3 separate regions of the Homo sapiens genome follow, and all the other regions are linked to region 1. The links are chromatin loops, found by intact Hi-C in ENCODE. Cell type or tissue: PC-3. All regions are shown on one strand. Region 1 overlaps TMEM135 (transmembrane protein 135). Region 2 overlaps TMEM135 (transmembrane protein 135). Region 3 overlaps TMEM135 (transmembrane protein 135).

What was found. Hi-C counts contacts between places; a loop is a spot of excess contacts. Peaks named below come from ENCODE experiments on the same cell type or tissue, not always from the same donor. Only the 100,000 strongest peaks of a DNase experiment are listed, where the experiment ranks them.
Region 2: it touches region 1 in a loop (2.1-fold over the local background); 5 of 110 quality-filtered maps call a loop at or near these places.
Region 3: it touches region 1 in a loop (2.4-fold over the local background); 2 of 110 quality-filtered maps call a loop at or near these places.

The regions. Positions count from the first base shown.
Region 1 is chr11:87,169,964-87,177,963 of GRCh38, forward strand. The region is part of intron 5 of TMEM135 (transmembrane protein 135); the gene reads left to right. Among named protein-coding and RNA genes, the nearest start is that of TMEM135, 140 kb to the left of the region's middle. RefSeq lists a silencer at 3,744-4,038. In PC-3, no CTCF peak of the experiment used is centred here; a DNase peak (open chromatin) is centred at 3,538; H3K4me3 peaks cover 231 bases; H3K27ac peaks cover 1,370 bases.
Region 2 is chr11:87,224,977-87,232,976 of GRCh38, forward strand. The region is part of intron 5 of TMEM135 (transmembrane protein 135); the gene reads left to right. Among named protein-coding and RNA genes, the nearest start is that of TMEM135, 190 kb to the left of the region's middle. In PC-3, a CTCF peak has its summit at 3,145 (motif pointing left); no DNase peak of the experiment used is centred here.
Region 3 is chr11:87,094,533-87,102,532 of GRCh38, forward strand. The region is part of intron 4 of TMEM135 (transmembrane protein 135); the gene reads left to right. It also overlaps the pseudogene XIAPP2. Among named protein-coding and RNA genes, the nearest start is that of TMEM135, 61 kb to the left of the region's middle. In PC-3, CTCF peaks have their summits at 1,569 and 3,170; a DNase peak (open chromatin) is centred at 3,169.

The DNA.
Region 1 (8,000 bases):
TATAGTCCCATATTTCTTGGAGGCTTCCTTCGTTCCTTTTTAGTCTTTTTTTTTTCTAATCTTGTCTTCGTTGATCTTCAGTCTCTGATATCCTTTTTCCACTTGATCAGTTTGGCTATTGATATGTGTTTATGCTTCACAAAGTTCTCATGCTGTGTTTTTCAGCTCCATCAGGTCATTTATTTTCTTCTCTAAACTGGTTATTCTAGTTAGCAATTCCTCTAACCTTTTTTCATGGTTTTTAGCTTCCTTGCATTGGGTTAGAACATGCTTCTTTACCTCAGAGGAGTTTGTTATTACCCACCTTCTGAAGCCTATTTCTGTCATTCCTCAAACTTATTCTCTGTCCAGTTTTGTTTCCTTCTGGCCAGGAGTTGTGATCCTTTGGAGGAGAAGAGGCATTCTGGTTTTTGGAATTTTCAGCCTTTTTGCACTGGTTTTTCCTTATCTTTGTGAATGTATCTACCTTTGTTCTTTGATGTTGGTGACCTTCCGATGGGGTTTCTGTGTGGACATCCTTTTTGTTGATGTTGTTGTTACTCCTTTCTGTTTGTTAAATTTTCTTTCTAACAGTCAGGCCCCTATGCTGCAGGTCTGTTGGAGTTTGCTGGAAGTCTACTCCAGACCCTGTTTGCATGGGTATTCACCAGCTGAGGCTGCAGAACAGCAAAGATTGCTGCGTGTTCCTTCCTCTGGAAGCTTTGTCCCAGAGTGGCATCCATCAGATGCCAGCTGGAGGTCTCCTGTATGAGGTGTCTGTTGACCTGTGCTGGGAGGTGTCTCCCAGTCAGAAGGCATGGGGGTCAAGGACTCACTTGAGGAGGCACTTTGTCCCTTAGCAGAGCTCCAGTGCTGTGCTGGGCGATCCACTGCTCTCTTCAGAGCTGGCAGGCAGGAACGTTTAAGTTTGTGGAAGCTGGGCCCACAGCCTCCTCTTCCCCAGGTTTTCTGTCCCAGGCAGATGGGAGTTCTATCTATAAGCCCCTGCCTGGGGCTGCTGGCTTTCTTTCAGAGATGCCCTGGCCAGAGAGCAAAGGGGGTACATCTTCAAACTGAGCTTTGAAGAAACTAATGAGCATTAAGCAAGGAGAAGAGGCCAAAAGGCTTTGCCAGTTAGGAGAAACAATATGAAAAGGGGCATAGTTGAAGATTAAAGTGAGGTACTAGGGACAGGTAACTTTAATTGCAGAATCTAAAAGGAAAGCAGGGTGGGTGGTGTCATGTTGAAGGGAAGTAACATTTGTTGAATGCCTTTATATGCCCTAGGTGCATTATAATTATCCAGCTCATTCATACATCAAAACAACTTTCCATTTTTGGTACTCTTATCACTGTTTTTCCAAAAGAGGTATTTCAGGTTCAAGACAGTGTAGTGTTTTTTTTTTTTTTAATCACATTTCCCTGAGAATTTGTGATATGAGTGCTGAGGGTATTGATAAGCTTGTGGTAGAATCAAGAATTAGTATTCTGTCTCCCAACTGGAGTAGCCAGTGTCCTATGCTAAGCCAGTACTGCAAACATATATGTTAAGCAGGGATTCATAGGTAACCTCATGACAAAATTATCAGCTAAGGGAAATAATGAAAAAATACTCGTCTGCATGTCAGTAGACTTTACTAGCTGAGACCTTGGACAGTTTACTGAACTCCTCACAACTTCAGCTTTATACTTCAGAAAATGAGCTGATTAGATGATCTTTAAGGTCCTATATGGCTTTAACATTTTCTGCTTACAGGCAGCTTTGTATACCCTTTCTGCCTAGGTAGTGGTGTCCGACCTTTTTGGCACGAGGGACCGGCTTCGTCGAAGACAATTTTTCCACGGGGGGCTTGGTTTTGGGATGAAACTGTTCTACCTCACATCATCATTAGATTATCAAAGGGAGCACACAACCTAGATCCCTCCCATGTGCAGTTCAAAATAGGGTTCACACTCTTATGAGGATCTGCTGCCACAGCTGATCTGACAGGAGGCCAAGCTCAGGCAGTAATGCTCGCTTGCTTGCTGCTCACCTCCTGTTGTGCGGCCTGGTTCCTAACAAGCCAGGGACCAGTACCTGTACATCTCCCAGGGGTTGGGAACCCCTGTGCTTAATTAAGCCTTTAAAGTTGTGGTTATAAACTTTCACCGAGCTTGAGAATTGCCCATAGAGCTCTTCAAAACTATAGGTACCTGGGCTCCATCACCAAAGACTTTGTCTATGAGGTCCAGTTTGGGGCTCCAGTATCTATATTTTTTAAAATGTCCGCTGATTTTAATACTTAGCTACTGTTGTAAACCACTGTTTTAGAAGTATTTTTTAATTCTTTCTTCTTTGAACTCAAGGAAGGTACACTCTGTATGAGACAAAACAGGTTAAGAAATAGAAAAGAAATTTAAAGTATATTTAAAGATTTTTGTATGTAAAGTAGAACAGAGTATTAAGGTTTGTTGCTGTTTTAGCAAGAAAGAAAAGTAGGTTTTTTTTTTTTACCTACTTTTGTTTTGTATTACGACACGGTATTAGGTATTCTGAATGATTTATTAGAATGGATTTTTTTTAAACCTTCCAGGAGCATGGTGTACATAAGTAATATAGAATATTTAATTTTAGACTGATTGCTAGAGTGAGAGTAGGGACTCTTTGTTAGGGATTTCTATTTCTTAAAGTTTAACACCTGGCTGGCACAAAATAAAGATCTCAATATATGTCTGATGAATAAGTAAAAGATTTATTGAGACAGAACTCAAGTGGCAAATACTACTTTAATTCAATCAGCTTTCATTTAAGATAAGTATATCTTTATGGATTTGTATGGATAATTATAAATATTGGTGTTATTTTAAAATCATGATATTTATAATACAGTGATAATTATTTTTGACATTAAATTTTTTCATGAAGAATATTCGTGAATTAAATAATTAAATAATATTTAAAGAATACAATTTACATATTTGATATTTCTTATGCACAAAGATACTTGATTATTCAGATATTAAGATATATTTCCAACATTACTAAAATTATTACACTTAATTTTAATATTATATTTAAAGAAACCAAGCATTTTCTTACTGTTGAATGTGAATTCTTTATACAAGGAAACCTAGAAGTAAACTCTCAAATATATATTTTTAATGTTGCATCTATTTTTTCTTATATATTTTTGTTATTATTTTTGTCTTTACTGCTTCCCTTCTAGCACTACCTCAGGAAAAAATGTAAGTCTTTAATAAGCAAAGTATTAGTTCAAGTAGTTCAAGTAGTGAAATCTCTGAGACTGATGCCTAGTAGAATGCCAGGAACTGGTGGCTTGTAAAATCTAATCAAATAAACAAATATTCATTGATAGCGTCCTAAAGGCAAATGTGATGCGTGGCACTGGAATCAGATCTAGTGTTCCTTCTTTTTTCTTTGTTCCCCTGAATAATTATTATGAGGTAGATTAGTAGATACTGGGTTTTAATTGTAAACTAAACCAAAATGGTTTCAGCTTTCAAAAAGTTTTATAGTCTAGTGGCTGAGTCATAACCTGCTACTTAGGACCTTGCCAGTGTTGTCTTCTGTAAACAGACCAGCAGCAAGCTCATGCATTGCTTTTGTGAGAAATAAATTAGATAATGTCTGTAAGGCAGCTAGCACAATGTCTGCCACATGTCTGCCACAAAATAAGCCTATTAGAATTAGCCTGTTCTAAATCTTAACTTATTTTTATTTTATTACATATGTTGTATTATTTTCTATATTGGGGTGAGTAAATGGAGATCTTATGTTTATTTATAACAGTGTGTGAACTGGTAGTTGATAATAAAAGACAGAGTTTTGATATTTTGATCCACAGCTATACTAATAGCAGTGTTATTGGCACTTCTGAGTGATTATTTCCTTCCTGTGTGAGTCATGATATTTGGGTTGGCATTTGTTGCCAGTGCGCTCTGCTGTCTAGTGCCAGTATCTCAGTAATATACAAAACATGTTTAATCACAAACTTGATGTGTACTACTCAACCAAATTCTGCTGATCATGTTTTTGTTTCTTTGCATAAAGTAAATATAACAAGGGAAGTGCAATAATAGAAAAAACTGACTTGTACAAACAAACATGAGAATACTGTTAGCCAAACAGGGTAAAGTTATAACATGGTGAAAACTTAGTTTTGATAATTGCAAGTCTTAGTTGAGCAGAAGTCCCACTGAGATTGATGAGACACTGGCCTTCTAGAAATGCAGACTAAGGCTTAGTTGATCCTGTCAAAGAAAATTGGATTATCACTTTTGCAATAAGACCTCTGATTTATCTATCATATTTTAATGGGAAGAAAATATTAAGATACCTTACACATGTCTATTGCCATTGAAATATACTTTCTATTAACATGATTCACTTCTGCCAATATCCCCATATCATGTAGGAAAAAAAAGAATTCTGACCACTCTAGAATGTTCCTGATAACTTTTTCAAGTCTATTCTTTTATTCTTCTGTTGTTGGTTTTCAAAGTGTATACTTAGTAAGCTCTACATAATCTATTAGAATATAGCCTAGAAGAGTTAGAATGATTTTTCCTTTTTAAGCAGCAATTCAAATATAGCAGTGTTAAAAAGCATGTGGGGAGAATGGATAGCATCTAGAGAAGAAGAGAGGAAATAAGTATGGAAAAGAATCTTGAGAAAAAGGAAAGAGATATGATATGGCCTAGGGAGTATTTATTATAAGCAAGGTACAGTAAGTCCTCACGTCATGTCATCGATAGCTCCTTGGAAACTGTGACTTTAAGTGAAATGGCTTACAGCAGGTCCTCCAATCATATCCCTTTGTTCAATGCCCTTTTGTTATAACATTGATGAGGGGAAAAATAGTTTTGTTTGTCATACATTGTTTCACTTAAAATAGCAGTTGTCAAGAACCTATCAAGGACATTATGTTCAGATTTACTGTATATACAGAGACATCCCAATCCTATCTCTAATGTGGTGGGAAGAAATTAGTTTTGAACACAGAACAGAAAGTTTGAGATAACTGAAGCCACTGGTCATCACTTTCAGGGTGATAAAGCATTAAAAAAGGCTTCAAGAAGGTTGTGGAGTTACTATTAATATCTTGCTCATGTAGAAGAAATGTATCTTTTAATAGCCATAAGTCTGGATGGTATAGATACTGAACCACAAGAGGAAGAAGACTGGACTAATTATAATAATATCTTGATATTTATTTCAGTTCTCCAATTCCATGAATCAAAACAACATATTATATTTTGGCAGGTTCTTAGAAAATTTATACTTCATGCCAGAATCACATCATAAAACATTAAGCTTCAGAATTTGTATTTTATTCTTTCTGGAATATTTTATCCTTGTCACTAAATCTGCTTTAAATAGCTTACTGTGTTATATGCATTATTGCATACTCCTGATGAACAAACAGTTTATTTTGAAAAGTTGGTGTAGACCAAGAAGGCCAAAGGTCAAACCAAGATTTTAAAAATATCAGATCATAATGTTTAAGTTTGTTGGCCTTGTCTGTACCAACTCTGTGTGTGCCTTTCTACACTGAGATGATTATCTTTTGAAATTCACTTATTTTCTTCATAATAGTCACTCTGCTTTTGATTTAAATACAAAAATAAATGTGTCATAATTTTGTCCTTAAACAAAACAAACAACATCTGTTTAAGTATGGAACAATTAGGTTTTATTTTTCAAAAATTAGAAGGGTTCTTAAGATCATATCAATTTGTTTTGATTCTAATGGGAAGAGCTTTAGGTCAAGAAAGCAATTATTTCCACATGGGTAAGGCTGTACCTCCGCTACACCAACCACCCACTAAACTTAAATTTGTCTACTCTGGTTGTATAGCTAGATGTGGTTGAATGTATTAGAAGACACAGGCTTTATTTAAGAAACAAAGATTTTAGATATATAGAAAATGTTTCTTTGTAGAAACATACCAAAAGAATTTTGCATATAATATTAGGTGAGTTCAGCGGCAAGTAACTTAAACACTTTGAATTAGCAAATAAATTTAACTTTATACATATGTGTATGGCCAAATGTAATTTTTACCATTTTGTTTGCACATCATTTTTATTTTTAATTGACTTTTTTGTTCTCAGTAGGTAAGTGCTGTAGTTTGGATATTTGACCCTCCAAACCTCATGTTGAAATTTGATCACCAGTGTTGGAGGTGGGGCCTAATGGGAGGTGTTTGGGTCATGGGGGCAGATTCCTTATCAATGACTTGGTGCCTTCCTTGTGGTAATGAGTGAGTTTCTATTCTGTTAGTTCCCGTGAGAGCTGGTTGTTAGAAAGAGCCTGGCACCTCCCTGCCCCTTCCTGTCTCCCCATGTGATGTCTTCACATGCCGGCTCCCCTTTGCCTTCTGTCATGAAGAGAAGCAGCTTGAGGCCCTTACCATATGCATATGCTAGCCCCATGTGTCTTGTACAGGCTGCAGAACCATGAGCCAAATGAATCCCTTTTTAAAAAAATAAATCACCCAATCTCAGGTATTCCTTTTTAGTAACACAAATGGACTAAGATAGTGAGTTTGCTATATAATGGCAAGTATTATTTGAGATGGTTCAGTAGGGATGTGGCAGGTCAGAACAGAGAAGATTTGTATTTAATGATAAAGAGATGTCATTAATTTCAAATAGGAGATTGTACAAATTTCCATATACCTTTGAATTTTAGAGGATTGAAGTCCATGGGAAAGATTGTTAAGGTAGGTTGAAGAGTTGAAGGAATTTGATAAAAGTCTGGTTTAGTGATTTTCACTGTAGTGGTTTTAGCCTAATGGCTGGGATTGAAGTCAGGTTATAGTGGGTTAGGGAGTGAGTGAATGAGAGGGGAGGATGAATAAGATTTTACACATGTATACCTCTTTTTTCAGGAAGGTGGTTTCAAGAAGAGAATTAAAGGACAGTATCAAGAGGGAAAGCTCAAGGGTTAAAAAACAGTGCATCCCATGCATATAACAACTTTCTTTTCTTATTGTTTAAAGTGTCCCATTAGCCAGTGCTGAGTGCAAATCTGGCTTTAATATTAATATAATATACATGCTAGCAGTCCTTTTGATATAATTTTCAGTAATGGATTGTAAAATCATCAAGTGAAAGAACATTTAATAGGCAGAATCACAGTTGACCGTAAAATCTCTGAGACTAATGAGAGCACATAGGGCATTGGCTAACTCCAGATTGCCCCAATTGAAAGCACTTTACCATTGCCTCGCCCTTTCATTTTAAAATATTTTCCACAAAATGTGGACCTAATCCATCCTACCTACATCCTACATCCTACTTGTGAGATTTTTAACCTCATTTATCATTGCTAATTTTGATAGAGTTCTGTATATCTAATGGAATGCTCTTAAGACAGTTGAAACCCTTCATTTCTTGTTATTTTTTCACTGACTGTTGCATTTAATAAGTATTTGGTGTTCATTATGAGAATACAGAATGAAGAAATACATGATTATTATAACTTTGAATGCCTTCTATAATCTTGGAAACTTATTAGATTTTAAAAACCAGTTTTATTGTGGTATAATAGCCATAAGTTATACTCACTGAAAGTGTGTAATTCAGTAATTTTTAAATATATTTATGGAGTTATATAGCCATAATCAAATCTAGTTTTTGAATATTTCTATCACTCTAAAAAATATTTGTTGCTATCACTTCCCATTGCTACTCCCAGGCCCAGGTAACCACTAATCTTTTTGTCTCTTTTTTTCCATTTCCGCCCTCTGTGGGTATATTGTAATACAGTTCTGACACTAACTGCCCATCAATTAGTATCAGACTCCACAGGTTTAAGAGTTTAGCCCTCCAGAAGACTGCTCTCAATTCAGATGCCAGCCACAAATGCAGAACATTCATGCTTCTGACGACTGACTATAAAATTGGAGATTCCCAAATGTATAGGTTCAGTAATTCTCTGGAATGACTCACAGAGCTCACTAAAAATGTTATATAGTTTTATTATAAAGGGTACACATAAGACAAGGTTTGGAAG
Region 2 (8,000 bases), 55 kb after region 1:
GCTGTTCTTCACTAGAATAAATAAGGATTATGGAATTTTCCTGTCACCTTTTCTTAAATCTTGTTCATTGTATAGGTAACGAGCTTCTTAACACAGACTATATTTTAACTTACTGTTTCATCTACTATACATGAAAATAGTATGAAAATTTCATAATGAAATTGAATGAAATTTGTAAATGCTATAAATCTTTAATGGGATTTTTAAAAGTACTTGAGAGAAATCCATGACAGCTCATGGGCTTTGGAATCTTACCTGGTTTCAAAACCTGGCTCAATCGCCTAACTATCTATGTCTCTCTAAATCTCATCTCTAAAGTAGGGGTAATGATCCCTACATCGCAGGGGTGTTTTGAGCATTACATGAAACAGTGTATGTTAAGGACTTCATATAACATGTAACATATGGTGACCATTCAATAACATCTGCAATTTATGAAGTTATTACTCTATAATTATTATTATTATGCTGAACTCTGAGATTCTCCTCACTCCCTTTTTTACAAGGACAGACACATCTTGTAAAAAAAAAAGTCATTATCATTAAAAATGCAATTCAAAATAAACAAGAAAAGAATTAATGTGGACAGGAAGAGTGAGGAACTAAAAGGAGCCATGGGAGAGTTTAAAGATGGATAGTTAGTGAAGGCAAATTTCTTTTTACCTTTGGAAGCATTAGGGGGATTACTCCTACTTTGGAAGCTCAGTAGTCACTAAACCAACATTATTAAGAATAAAGTACTTTTTAGAGGCAGAGGGGTATAATTGAAAGCTTCAGTTTGAAGTCAGACAGTCCTGGCTTTGAGTCTTGCTTCAGCTACTTAAATATTCTGTGATTTTAGGTGAGTACCCTAACTTTTGAGTCCAATTGCCTTATCTTTAAAGTAGGAATGGTAAAAACTTGTCTAGTGCCTGGCACCATTAATAATTTATTATTATGAATATTGTTTTATTCCTCCTCTTTTCTTTTTCTCCATGTTCATTGGTTACTTTAAAAAGAAATTTGCCTTTATTAACTATCCATCTTTAAACTCTCCCATGGCTCCTTTTAGTTCCTCACTCTTCCTGTCCACAGTAATTCTTTTCTTGTTTATTTTGAATTGCATTTTTAATTATAATGACTTACAATGACCAATTAATTGACCATAAAATAGAGGAACCATGGGAAAGAAAAGATGCAGCTGAATGTCTTGGTAAATTGTAAACCTAAATCATTAGCTAACCTTTACTTCCAATAAACTGCATTTCCTTTACATGGTAAATAGAGATGTGAATAAAATGTTTTGGGTGTTTAATGATGATGTCTAATTAGCTTTTATAGTCCCAGCTCTGAGAGTATACTTGAATTAGTATTCTGTTTCATGAATGATTTCTTGTCTTGATTGTTATTTGACCATTGAATTTTCTTTTATATTTTAAATAAAGGCTGGATTTTTCCATATGTAAATCTCTATCTGTAATCTTTCAAGTAGCAAGTTATTTTAAACTGTTTATTTTTAAAAATCTGTCAGCGGAATTAGAATTTTGTTGTAATAAGGACTCTAACTTCCAGGATATAGTTAATATTACTTACTGAGTATTGAAAACTTTACTTTAAATTGTCCTGTTTTTACAGAAGACAAGATGCAACTACAAATAATGTACTTACTATAAAAGGACAGGATAGCATATAGGCTGTACTTCACCCAGCCACTCTAACATATCTGCTTCTACAAATGGAATATTTAAAGGTTAATGTGTTGCCAGACTCTGTTTAGTGGCCTTGAAGGTATAAATCAAGAATGGTTGCCTGGGTGTGGTAGTTCATGCCTGTAATCCCAGCACTTTTAGAGTCCGAGGCAGGTGGATCACCTGATATCAGGGGTTTGAGACCAGCCTGCCTGGCCAACATGGTGAAACCCCGTGTCTGCTAAAAATACAAAAATTAGCTGGGTGTGGTGGCAAATGCCTATAATCCCAGCTGCTAGAGAGGCTGAGGCATGAGAATCACTTGAACCTGGGAGGTGGAGGTTGCAGTGAGCTGAGATTGCCCCAGTGTACTCCAGCCTGGGCAATAGAGTGAGACTCCATTTCAAAAAAAGAAAAACAAAAACAAAAAAACACAATGGCCAATAGTGCAAGTAAGAGTCTAGGCCTAAGTTTCTGGCATATTTACTGTGAGTTTCCACACTCAATTCAGTGAAAGTAATTTTATTTTCTTGGTGTATACATAAATTCTGAGACTTGGCTTATTCTATATTATTATAATATTATATATTAGTTACAATATGCATTGAAATGTTTCTTCTACACTGAAAAAAATTGACTTATGGAATGATAGAACTTTGAAGTTCTGAAGTATCTTAGGGATTAATGTAACTTCTTTTTATGGGTGAAAAATTAAGGTTTAAAGAATTACAGTGATTTCATCAAGTTTACAGTCTTAACCTGGAGACCCAGGACTTCTTTCTTACTTCTAGTCTGGCATTTTTGGCTCTAAATGCTCTTTAAGATTTTTATACTTTCCCTGTATTTGTTTTATCAAGGAATAGAAACATAAAAAAAAATTAGGTAAAGCTGCTAATCCAACACAAATGAACTAATTAAAAAAATGGACTGTATATTATGGGAGATTTTAATTAAACAATGATTTAAAAAATTTGTTATATGACAATACATAGCTATTTAACTTTAGGATAGTGTTGCTTAAAATTACATATAAGACAAGTAAATATTATGATAATGATATGTTGCATATATTTTGACTTTGAACACACATTGTAAATTATAATAATACTTACTTGTTCAGTAAGAGCTGTATTCACAAAGAGACCATGCAATAGTCTGTTTTCAGAAAAGTTGAAGATGCTTAGCAGAGTCTAAAGTTTAGTCTTTTAAAAAAGTATATGAATGGGAGTACTGTTTAGTTTCTTTGACAGATGGTTTCTTTAAATAGAAACTAACATTATAAAAACTCTTATTATCAATAACGTATCTACGTATGTGGTTCTAAAAGACTCTGCCCTCTGGGACTTTGTGTTCTAAGTAAGTAAGAGTTATAAAGAAAGTATACAAACAACACCAAAACCATTGCTTAAATGTATTAAATAATTAAAATAACAATATAATCAGATGTTTTGGTGAGTGCCACCTATAGGATGAAGTGTAAATACTTCTATCCTATTGTGTTCTATTGGAATATGCCTGCATTTCCACCAAACTATGTTCTTCAGGGCAACAAGAATCAAGTATTAGGTAGTTATTTTCCCCTAGTGTGCTGGGACTATAGCAGATATGGAATAAATAAATGAAGGAGGGTGAGAATTTGTGGTTCCTTGTCTTTTCTGTTTTATTCAAGATCATGAAGGCTCCTGAATCCGGAGCTTACCTTTCTACATCTGTCTCCTTTCAAGTTGCAGAGTTATAAAATATTAGAAACACATGACACCAGATTAATTTTTGTTGAATGGATAGGTAGAAACATGTCTAAAATATGAATGAAGTACAGACGGCGCAAGAGGAAGCGTATTGCTCTTCTTGAGAAGAGCAATGAGTGTCAGTATTTATCTGAGTCATGGAAGGAAGAGGATCTTAATGAATACGGGGGGAGATGAGTTTGGTGAATAGTGAAGGCTAGCTAGGTTCACTACTCACTAAGCACCAATGTCTTTGGAGATACTCAAGAAGGAATGGCCACAGGCACTGTGATCAGGTGCAAAAATCAAATAATCAAATACACTAATGAAAAGCAGAAGAGTTCTGTGGTGGGAAATAGTTAAATGTACCATGTGTTCAGTTCTCTAGTAGAATTTAAAATGGATATATGTTTTAACCACTTGCAGGCTTAAATAGTAAAAACAGCTTTCTTTAACAGGCTGTGTTTACCTTCAGTCATGTTCACATTTTTGATATTTCTGATTATTTTAAGGACTTCCTATATTGTGATTTTGTTTCTTTGCTACTGCTTGTGAGGCATAGTTTTCGTGTAATTCTACATGACATAGTGATGACAGAATAGTACAGTTTTTCTTGAAAGTTTTGTAAGACCTATAACAGGAAACAATATATTGTAAATCTGTCATTTCCTACAAAGTCTTTGCAGAGAGAAAACACTATTTTCCAGCTGAATGAACTTTATTTGCACATTATTTGTTATACTTTCTGTACCCTCATGTTATATTGGCTTAATACATTTTGACGTTTCTTTTATGTGTTTGCTTTTATTTAACCATCCATATTTTTGTTGATAATAAAATTCCATGTTTTCATATAAATATATTCAGTTTCAAAAAAACAAAATGGTTTCTAAAAGGCCATTAACCCAACTAAAAATAAAGCATACGAAAAAGTAGTTTAACCAACCAACCAGCCAACCAAAAAAACAAACAAAAGGATTATAAACCTGGGAGGCTCAGCTTCACTAATAAGAGAGATGTAACTATAATATGAAATAATATTTCTTTCACCCATCAGACTGGCAAGGATAAAACAGTTTGATAAAACACAGTTTTTATGGGTATAGGAAAATAACTAGTGTAAGGGAATAGCTACTTTCATATGCTGTTGTGGGGAGTATATATTGGTATAGTTTTCTTTGGAGGTCAATTTGGCAATATTTGTCAAAATTAAAAATGTACTTGTCCTTTGACAAGAATTCACCTCCAGAGATGTTTACAAAGTATGCTTTGGTATTTAGAAATGTTTATTGCATCCACTCTGATTCATAGGAGACTTTAAATAAACTTCAGCATATCCATATGTGTATGCTTTGTGTATGTAAAATTGAAAAGTATATGTCTTTAAGACAATGTCTTTATTTGATGTGTATCTATGTACAAAGGTATGTACATACTCATACAACATTCTATAAAAGTCCAAAAGTCTTAGAAGGGAACTTTCTTTTTGTTGTTATTCTGTTTGAATTTTTGTTTTTATCATGTACATGCATTACTTTTTTTGTATCAGTTTAACAGCTTTTTTGAGGTGTAGTTTATATGCTATAAGATTTACCAGTTTAATATATCAGTTTCGTGGGTTTTTCAAATATTTACTGAGTTGTGTGGCATCCAACCCTGCAATCTAATTTTAAAACCTTTTCATTTCCCCCAAAGAATTCTTGTACCTATTAGCAGTCCTTCCTCATCATCCCTTAGTAGTTCCTCTCCATCACCCCTTACTCCTCCAACTCTAGGCCACCACTGTTCTACTTTCTATAGGTGGACTTGCCTGTTCTGGAATTTTATATTAAGAATATCATACATAATTGGTCTTTGTAATTGGCCTCTTTCACTTAGCATAATGTATTAATGTATTTGAGGTTCATCCATGTTTTAGTATGACTGATATTAATTTTTGAATTTAAAACTTTTTTTAAAAAAAGTGAAAACAGCAATTTCAGAATTACTCATCCTTCTGAAGTATATTGCCCCATGGCTGTGAAGTGGTAATGAATTATAGAGAAATTTTTTCAAGTTAAAAATTACCATGTATTGAGCATCTATGATGGTGCTAGTCACACTATTAGGCTTTATGTATGTTACATTATATATAAATCCTTATGGCATATGTAATAGGTAGTATTATATTGTTTCTACAAGTGAACAAATTAAATGATATGATCATTGATTTTTTGTGTCAATTTACACATGAAAGTGTAAAGTATATATATGTGCAGATGTATACTTTGCAGCTAAAGTTAAAATATGTAAAGTGCTAAAACATTGCTGTAATACACAGTGAAAATGTCATTCACTGTCTAGAGATGTCCAGTAGAACTTTTTGCAGTGATGAGAATGATCTATATCTGTCCTGTCTGTTATGGTATCCACTACCACATATGGCTTTTGATTACTTGAGATATGGCTAGGGTGAATGAGGAAACAAATTTTAATATTATTTAATTTAATTAAAATTAAATTAATTTAAATTTAAATAACCACACTCTGATTCCAGTCATGATTTGATACCCGTGATAGATTTGCTCTTCCAGTTGGAGAGTGGAAGCAACTTGATCAAAAACATGAACAAAGTCTATGAAAAAATGGTATGCAAGATCCTGGATATTAAGTATTGAAGGACAGTGTTCCCTGAGATATAGGAAACAAATGTGCTCTACAGTTACCCAAGCTTACTGTCTAGAGAGAATTTCCAGGCATGGATCAAAGAGGCGTCACTCAGACAAAACCTAGAGGACTTTCTGAGTTGAGGAAATAAAGCTCAAAGTGTAGGCGGACCATGCTGGATAGAGTTCACAGAACAGGGGACTAGAGAGGAAAGTACTCAGCTGATTACTGAGTAGGGCTTACATGTGAGGAAACTGCTCCAGGCCAAAGAAGGAACAATCTGAAGAATTAGAGGTTTTTAATTGAGTAGTTAGCACTCAAACAGGAATAGGAATACTGTTTTATTAGCCAGACTGGAAAATCTCAAAGATTCACATGGCATTGGGTAAAGTACACATAATGTTTTACCTTAGTAATGGGGAATAATTAGCCCTGGATTTCATTTCTTGTTAAAATATCTTAAAAGCAAGTCTTTAAAAGATCAAACCATTTCCAAGTAACTGTGTCTCACGACAAAGCTCAAGAAAACTTATGGGAATACAAACATAGACAACATCCATTAAGGTAAAATTTAGAATGGCTGACAGCCAGTAAAAAATTACCACCATGCAATAAGAAATAGGAAAATTTGAGCCATAATGAAGAGATAAATCAGCAAATTAATGCCAAATGAGAACTTATAAATATGTTAAATTAGCAGGCAAAGACATTAAAAAGAGTTATCATAACTGAATTTTATAGTTTCAAAAAGTTAGAGATATGGAAATAGGGGGAAAAAGGAAAAATGAAACTTCTAGAGATGAAAATTAAAATATGTGAGATGAAAAGCTTACTGGATTGTATCAATGGCAGATTATACATTGCAGAATAAAATATTAGTGAACCTGAAGACATAAGAATAGAGACCATCTAAAATGAAACATAGAGAGAAAAGAGACTTTTTTTTTTTTTTTGAGACAGAGTCTCATTCCATCACCCAGGCTGGAGTGCAGTGGTGCAATCTCACTCACTGCAACCTCTGTTTCCTGGGTTCAAGCAATTGTCATGTCTCAGTCTCCCAAGTAGCTGGAATTACAGATATGCACCATTATGACTGACTAATTTTTGTATTTTTAGTGGAGACAGGGTTTTGCCATGTTGGACAGACTGGTCATGAACTCCTGACCTCAAGTGATCTGACAACCTTGGCCTCCCAAAGTGCTGGGGTTACAGGGATGAGCCATCGCGCCTGGCCAAGGTTTTGTTTTTTCTTTTTTAATCACCAAATAAAGATAACATCTGTGAGTTGTGGGTAACCTATTCATGTAGTTGGAGTTCTTGAAGCAGAGGAGAAAGGAGAAGAAAAAATAATGATGAAATAATGACTGAAAATTACTCAAATTTAATAGAAACTGTAAACCCACAGATCCAAGTAGCCTAATAATTCCTACTACAGGAAATATTTTGAAGACTACCCCAGGCACATCATAACAAATTGTGAAAAGACAATGGAGTGACATTTGTAAACCACTGAAACAGAATGATCCATCAACCCAGAATTCTATACCCAGCAAAAGTATCTTTCAAAACAAAATGAAAAAACTTTTTGCAGACCTACATTTTTAAGTCAAAGTGATTAAAATATGATGAATTTAGATGTATCTGTACATACATGCACTATGGATGACAATAATAGCACAAAGGTCGAGGGCAGAAATGGAAATACATTATTGGAAGATTTGTATTCTATGTGTTAAGTAGTATAATGTCATTTGAATATAGACAATTTAGAGATGTGTACTATAAACCATAAAACCAACACTAAAATAAACCAACAAAGGGAATAAAATGGAATTATTGAAAAATACTCAGTTACTGGGGGCAGTAGCTTATACCTGTAATCCCAGCACTTTCAGAGGCCAAGGTGGGCAGATCACCTGAGGTCAGGAGTTTGAGACCAGCCTGGCTGACATGGTGAAAC
Region 3 (8,000 bases), 75 kb before region 1:
TCTGTCTCATTAGAAATTACAGTATAGGCTAGGTGTGGTGGTATGGGCCTGTAGTTCCAGCTACTTGAGAGGCTGAGGTGGGAGGATTGCTTGAGGGCAGTAGCCCAAGACCAACCTGGGTAACATAATGAGACCCCGTATCTTTTTGCAGTGAAGTCTGACTTGATTCATCTTGTGTCTTTCTGAGCACTCAATGAATCTGCAACCAGAACCTCAGGTGACTTATAGTTGCTCCCAGATGTTTGAATTTTTTCTTCCATTATTTTCTCAATATTCTTTAAACTGAATCCCATTTGTGTAGCTTCTTGTAACATAGGATTTTGAAAGATGGTATAATCCATTCTTATAGTTAGTGATGACATTTTTTTCAGCACTTCTCACCAGTGACTCCTCAAGTGAATGGGTTAAATGGATATTACTTATATATTCTTGTTCTTCTCCTGTAATAGATATTTACACCTTGGATACCACTTAGCATGTTGTTCCCGGGGGTGTTCAATGGGTTTCCATCAGTTAGCCTTCTTCCACAGCAAAAGCATTTTACTTTATCACCTTTACCTAAAGCATAAAATTCAGCTCCTGCATGCTGCTGCTTGTTAACTGAGTACATCCACATCCCCAAAGTAATGATCTGTGCTTCATAATGCTCCATGGATGGATTTCTTCAGAGGATTTGTTGAATTGGGGAAATTCCTATCAGAACTCAACAATGTCAGATTCACTTCAAATATTAACATTCTGGCCGAAAACAAAGAAGCAATTAAGAAAGTGTTGCCTATGTTCTTCTGCCACCAGCCAGCACTATAAGGTTCCCAATTTTTCAGTTTTCTACCACAATAAAAGCACTGCACTTGGTCATCAATACTTGTGTATTAGAGTTCAGCACTAACTCTCTCTCTTGGGGTTAAGTGGGCATAGTTTGGCCAGTTCTGGAATGACTATAGTTGAGCTTCCTCACTATACATGATGGGTTTCTGGGTTTCTTGGGTATATGGTATCTGATACATTTAAGCCTGTCCGGTTATCAAAAGATAATCTGCATGAATCTCAGATGGCCTGCCTAAGGCAAATTGATTACTGTTTCCCAGTTTTCAACTTTGTACTGACCATTTTGGATACTAGGATTTGCAGGTTTTGTGTCACTATTTTAAAAGTAAATGCCGGCCGGGAGCGGTGGCTCACACCTGTAATCCCAGCACTTTGGAAGGCTGAGGTGGGCAGATCACGAGGTCAGGAGATCGAGACCATCCTGGCTAACACAGTAAAACTCCGTCTCTACTAAAAATACAAAAAGTTAGCTGGGCATGGTGGTGGGTGCCTGTAGTCCCAGCCACTCAGGAGGCTGAGGCAGGAGAATGGCGTGAACCCGGGAGGTGGAGCTGGCAGTGAGCCGAGATCGCGCCACTGCACTCCAGCCTGGGCAACAGAGTGAGACTCCATCTCAAAAAAAAAAAAAAAAGCCGTTGGTAATCTGCAATTTGGGATACTTTCTTGTGTCTGCCAACTGTTGAGTCTCCATATTGCCTTCTCTCTACTCCTGCATGACCACTAAAGCACCACATGGTGTCTCCTTCACCAATATAAAGAAAACCTACTTGTGCCAGTGTTGATGCTGAAACAGGACTACTACTTGGAAAACTAGCAAAAGTTTTTTATCCGTTAAACTCTTCTACAAATTCTTCGTCCTTATTGATGTCTGCAGATACACAGCTTTAGATCCTTCAAAACTGTTAAAAGCCATCTTCTCTTGAAAATAGAACTTGTTCACCTTTTCTTAGGTGTCAAAGAGTTTGGAAAGGCAGTCTTGGAGAGCATAAGCTACCCACCCTCCCACCCAGTTATACCTTCCTTCGACAGTCCTGGGAACCCAGTCACGGAGCCCTTGCTGGGTGGGTGCGGCTTTCCTGCCCTCCCCAGCAGCCTATAATATCATTTTATACAGAGAAAATAAAAAAGATATTTCAGTCTTTCTTCTTGCATTATTGATCACATATGCTTTAATAATTATTCATATTTGGAATAGTTAAAACCATGTTACTTAATACACAGTCACCTTTTTTGAATACTGATACAGGTAGTGATTCTCAAACATAGGCATTCTAAAAAATTTTCTGTAGTACAGTTTCCATTGGGAAAAAACCCTACAAAGTTATGTTGCATTTATAATAATTATAATTGTATTCACTTCATTTCCTTGACAGGAGATAAGTTGGATTTTGGCTAGGCTTTGATAAGAGTCAGATCTTCTGCTTACTACATTGCATGTCTGATGATTGGTAGAAGTTTTAACCATCTGTCTTTTAGCCATGTGCATTTTAAATTTATTTCTTTTTCATTACCCACATATTTTCAGGGCTTGGCACCCTAGGATGTATCTATATATCATTATGGCCTCTGGTTCTTCACCTTTGTGTCATTGACGGGGTAAGTTGGCACAGTAGACAGTAGAGTATTCCTGGAAGCCACTCTTTTTTTTTTTTTCAAGACAGGGTCTGGCTCTGTCACCCAGGCTGGAGTGCGGCGGCATGATCTTGGCTCACTGCAACCTCTGCCTCCTGGGTTCAAACGATTCTCCTGCCTCAGTCCCCAGAGTAGTTGGGATTACAGGCGCACACTGCCATGCCTGGCTAATTTTTGTATTTCCAGTACAGACGGGGTTTCACCATGTTGGTCAGGCTGGTCTGGAACTCCTGACCTCAAGTGATCTGCCCGCCTCGGCCTCCCAAAGTGCTGGGATTACAGGCGTGAGCCACCGTGCCTGGTTGCCACTCTTTTAATGAGCCACTAGGAATCAATGTTCTATACCTAAAAGCAACTGGAAAGTAAATTAATGAATATATCATGCTAAACCCAAACTCAATATATCTTGCTAAACTCAACTCTACTAGCAAGCTGGATTCCAAAACCTAGTGCTGTTCATCACAAGGTGAAGTGTGACAGAGAAATCAGAATGTAAAATGATAGTAATCTTAACTATCTATGGTTAAAATACCTTACTTTTGCCAATGTTACCAAAGTGACTATGTGAACAGATTTTGTAGGGCTCTTTTCGAGGTTTGCAAGAAGCCTGTGGTTATGGGGGGGTCTTTATGTTTCTCTGGCTTCCTTTTACCACCACTGTCTGCTTCCTCATTCTCCACTTCAGCCACACTGCCCTCTCTGGTGTTGAGTGAGCATGACAAGCATGCTTTCTCTTCAGGACTTTGATACTTGCTGTTCGCTCTGTTTTGAGCTCTTATCGCTAGATATCTGCATGGCTTGCTGTTTCATTTCACTGAGACTGCTGAAATGTCACTGTTGTGAGGCCTTCCACATCTATCTCACATAGTAACAGTCACCCTTCATGTAACTTATACCCCTGCAGTCCCAAACCTCTGTATCTTTTTTTCATGGAGTTGATCAACATCTAACATGTATCTTTTTTGCTTATTATTTTATTGTCTGTCTTCCCACCTTGGAATTTAAGCTTCATGAATGTAGAGTTTTTGTGTGTTTTATACATTGCTGTATTAAGCCTAGAACAGTACCTAAAATGTACTTTGTGCCATAATTTGTTAAATGAATCATAGATGAATGTGTTTATTAACCCATCTATGCTGGAGGTTGCAAATTTTTTTTTTTTTTGTGAAAAATCAGACCTTGGCGATGACCTTGAGCAGTAGGAAAATAATAACTCCTGTAAGCTTAGCGTTCCAATAATGGAACACTAGGCATAAATGGGTTAAAGAGAAGGATTTATAGGAGACATACCAGATTAAACCTAGATGTTTATTTTAAAGCTTGTTTTAAATATTTTAGGTTGGTGCAAAAGTAATGGTGGTTTTGCTGTAATATTATTTACAAGTAAAACCTTGCTTTATTTGACTGCATTAATGTTGTATTTTAGATTAAAAGATACAAAGATTAAAAGTTGGTGATTGTGGTACATAGATGAAGTACATGACTTATTTTGAACTGCGTGTGAACACTCCTGTTTTGCCAGCTCATGGTGTTGTAATCAGAATCCAGAAAAATAAATAACTTGAAGAAATCATCTACTTTAAAATGATAAACTTAAATTATTAAGTGATAATAAATACTACAACCTGAAAAGAATCTAAAACAATTGATTAATCTTGGTTATAGATTATTTATATTGTATAACAAAGTATCTTATATATATATATATTTTTTTGAGATGGAATCTTGCTCTGTCGCCCAGGCTGCAGTGCAGTGGTGCCATGTCGGCTCACTGCAAGCTCCGCCTCCTGGGTTCATGCCATTCTCCTGCCTCAGCCTCCCAAGTAGCTGGGACTACAGGCACCCACCACCACGCCCGGCTAATTTTTTGTATTTTAAGTAGAGATGGGGTTTCACCATGTCAGCCAGGATGGTCTCGATCTCCTGACCTCGTGATCCGCCCGCCTCGGCCTCCCAAAGTGCTTGGATTACAGGTGTGAGCCACCGTGCCCAGCCAAATATCTTAAATTTTCTTAATGGCTTTGTTGTTGTGCTGCTTTTCTTATGTTTTCAAGAAAACTTTAAAGTATTATGCCTGCACGCTAGCATACATTTGAGTTTTAGTGTATTTTTTTAGACACTCACATGCTTTTCTATAGTAGCACACGCTGTGTACTTCAATACCCAAATACTGTGCGTATTCATACACTTATTTGAAAATTATAAGTAAACTTACTAAAACTTTTGTGTGTTGTCTGCTTTAGATTGTGAATTCCTGGGAAAGAGATCTTTGACTTTGATATTATTGATGTTGGAGAGCACACTTAAAATACTGTATTTAAAAAAAAATTAAAACTTTTATTTTGAAATAATTATAGATTCATATGCAATTATAAAAAATAATATAGGGATCCCATGTTCTCTTTACCCATTTTCCCCCAATGGTAGCATATCGCAAAACTATAATATAATATAATATCAAAACCAGAATATTTAATTGATACAGTCAGGATACAGAATATTTCCATCATAGCAACACCCACTTCTCTCCTGTTGTCACCCCTCCTTAACCCCTGTTCATGGTTTTTAGCTGTTATGAACAAAGCTGCTATAAATATTCATGTACAGATTTTCATGTTTTTATTGGTCTGGGATAAATGCCCATTAGTGCAGTTGCTGGGTTTATATTGTGGTTACATGTTTCATGGTGGTTTTTTTTTTTTTTTTTTTTGAGGCAGAGTTTTACTGTCATCCAGGTTGGAGTGCAGTGGCGTGATCTTGGCTCACTGCAACCTCCGCCTCCCAGGTTCAAGCGATTCTCCTGCCTCAGCTTCCTGAGTAGCTGGGATTACAGGTGTGCACCACCATGCCTGGCTAATTTTTGTATTTTTAGTAGAGACGGGGTTTCACCTTGTTGGTCAAGCTGGTCTCGAACTCCTGACCTTGTTATCTGCCCTCCTCGGCCTCCCAAAGTGCTGGGATTACAGGTGTGAGCCACCAAGTTTAGTTTTTAAAGAAACTGTCAAATGTGTTCCTGAGTGGTGGCTGTATCGTTTTGTTAGGGTTCCCAACGTAGAAGAAACCTTTGAATCTCTAGTTCTTTAAAATGGAAAACTTTTTTGAGGGGGTACATTTGTCTGTAAATTTTAGTATTAGAAAAATTTCTGGGAAAATGCAAAATGTGAATTGGTGTTTTTAGCCATTTATAAATGCTCAGTAATTCAAAACTTTAATGAGATCAAAGACTTGATACATAGATTTTGACTATGTCTGAGGGAAAGTGAATTTGAACATGATCATAATATTTTCTGGATACTAATAATTACCTGATACACTTCATCTTCCTTTTTATCTAAACAGAGCCATTTATTTATTACTGTATAACTTTTACTACATGAAGAGGGTGCTTGTTTCAGAACAGGTAGGGATTTAAAGATTCAGGGAGAACTGAATTCAATCTAAAGAAGTAAACTTTTCTTATGACTTGATTATATTGCTTATGAGACTAAGTTGAAATTGTTGGCTTATAACATCCAACAATAAAATTTCTAAATGTTGTGAGGTTTTATTTAAACAAAATATTTACTGTTTTTTGGTATGTGTTTCTGATTTGGAAAATAAAGAGGAAAGTAAAAGTCATCTGTATTTTGGAGGCCAAGGCAAGTGGATCACCTAAGGTCAGGAGTTCGAGACCAGCCTGGCCAACATGGTGAAACTCCGTATCTACTAAAAATACAAAAATTAGCCAGGCGTGGTGGCATGCGCCTGTAATCCTACCTACTAGGGAGGCTGAGGCAGGAGAATCGCTTGAACCCAGGAGGTGGAGGTTGCAGTAAGCCAAGATTGCGTCAGTGCACTCCAGCCTTTGCAACAGAGCAATACTGTCTCAAAAAAAAAAGAGCTTTAAGAAAAAGAGCCATCAGATACAAGTAAGTTTTGATAAGTTGCAATTATTAGACCATTAGTTTATAGCCTTAACGATTAACTAGCACTTAAAAACATACAAATTGAAGGCAATTGTATTAATACCCATCTGAAAATGTTGCTTTCTTGTTACATGTTAGTTAGTGTGTATTAGAGTGAAAAGTACCCAATTTAAAAAATAGTAGTTTTCTAGATTTTAAATGTTGATAGTGAATTAGTTATTAAAGGTCAAAATGAATGAAATGTATATAGAAAGAAGTATAAAGAGTTAAATATTTTCTCTGGCCAAGATATGTCTCTAAAATTATGAAAAAATTTTCCTGGGGCTAGTATGCCAGAACCAGTTACCCATAAGAGAACACTTGCTGTTAGAATTTAACTTTGCCACAGTATGATTTAAAAGAGAACACATAAGCAAAATTTGCACTTGCATGATTTTCCTTTATTATATCAGTTGTGACAATAACTAAGTTTTCCAATCTTTCAAAATTTATTATATGCTGCTAACATGTTTAAAATGTGATGTCAAATGTAGTTAGTTCACTTACATTTTATTATAAGAAAAAAATTTAAGACATTTAAAAATCCTTCTGTTTGAGTCCTTTTGAAAACTTCTCTGTAATTTTATTTATGCCACCAAACATTTTAACAGTATCTACGTTTTAATTGTAAACATACATGTAATGTATGTTAGCAATTTGTCTTTAGCATTTGGTTTTTAATGTTAAACATGCAGTGTCTTTTATTAAAACATCTGTATTTGATTTTTCAAACATAGGTTTGAAAATGGTGATTCAGCCTAGGCACAGTGGCTCACGCCTATAATCCCAGCACTTTGGGAGGCCGAGGCGGGCAGATCACCAGAGGTTGGGAGTTCGAGACCAGCCTGACCAACATGGATAAACCCGTCTCTACTAAAAAAACAAAATTAACCGGGTGTGATGGCGCATGCCTGTAATCCCAGCTACTCGGGAGACTGAGGCAGGAGAATAGCTTGAACCTGGGAGGCGGAGGTTGCATTAAGCTGAGATCACGCCATTGCACTTCAGCCTGGGCAACAAGAGCAAAACTCCGTCTCGGGGAAAAAAAACAAAAGAAGAAGAAAAAAGTACTTTCTCTTGTTCTTTCACTCAACAGAGAATGATCCCCACAGACCAAGCAGTTCTCTGGAAGCACATTCTCTGGCAGACACCAGCTTAGTGTCCTCTAATTCAATTTAATTCTAATACTGTCTACCTGGAGATAGCATCAGATTCCACTGGTTGAGGGCTCAGTTTCATAAGACTGCCTCCACCTCAGATGCCAATAGAAAGTAATAGTTGTTATCTGTACTTCCAACTGATCAGCTATAAATTGGAGTTCCCACTACCCCCTCTTCAAGTTCAGCTAATTTACCAGAGCAGCTCAGAACTAAGGGAAACACTTTGCTTACATTTACTGGTTTATTATAGAGGATATTAGAAAGGTTATGGATGAACAGCCAGATGGACGAGATGCATATGGCAAGATATGGGAAAAGTCTGACAAGAGCAAATGTTGGTATGAATATATAGGAACTGGAACTATCATATTCCTGCATGTGGGAATGTAAAATTGTTTAACCACTTTGGAAGCCAATTTGACAGTTTATTAAAAGG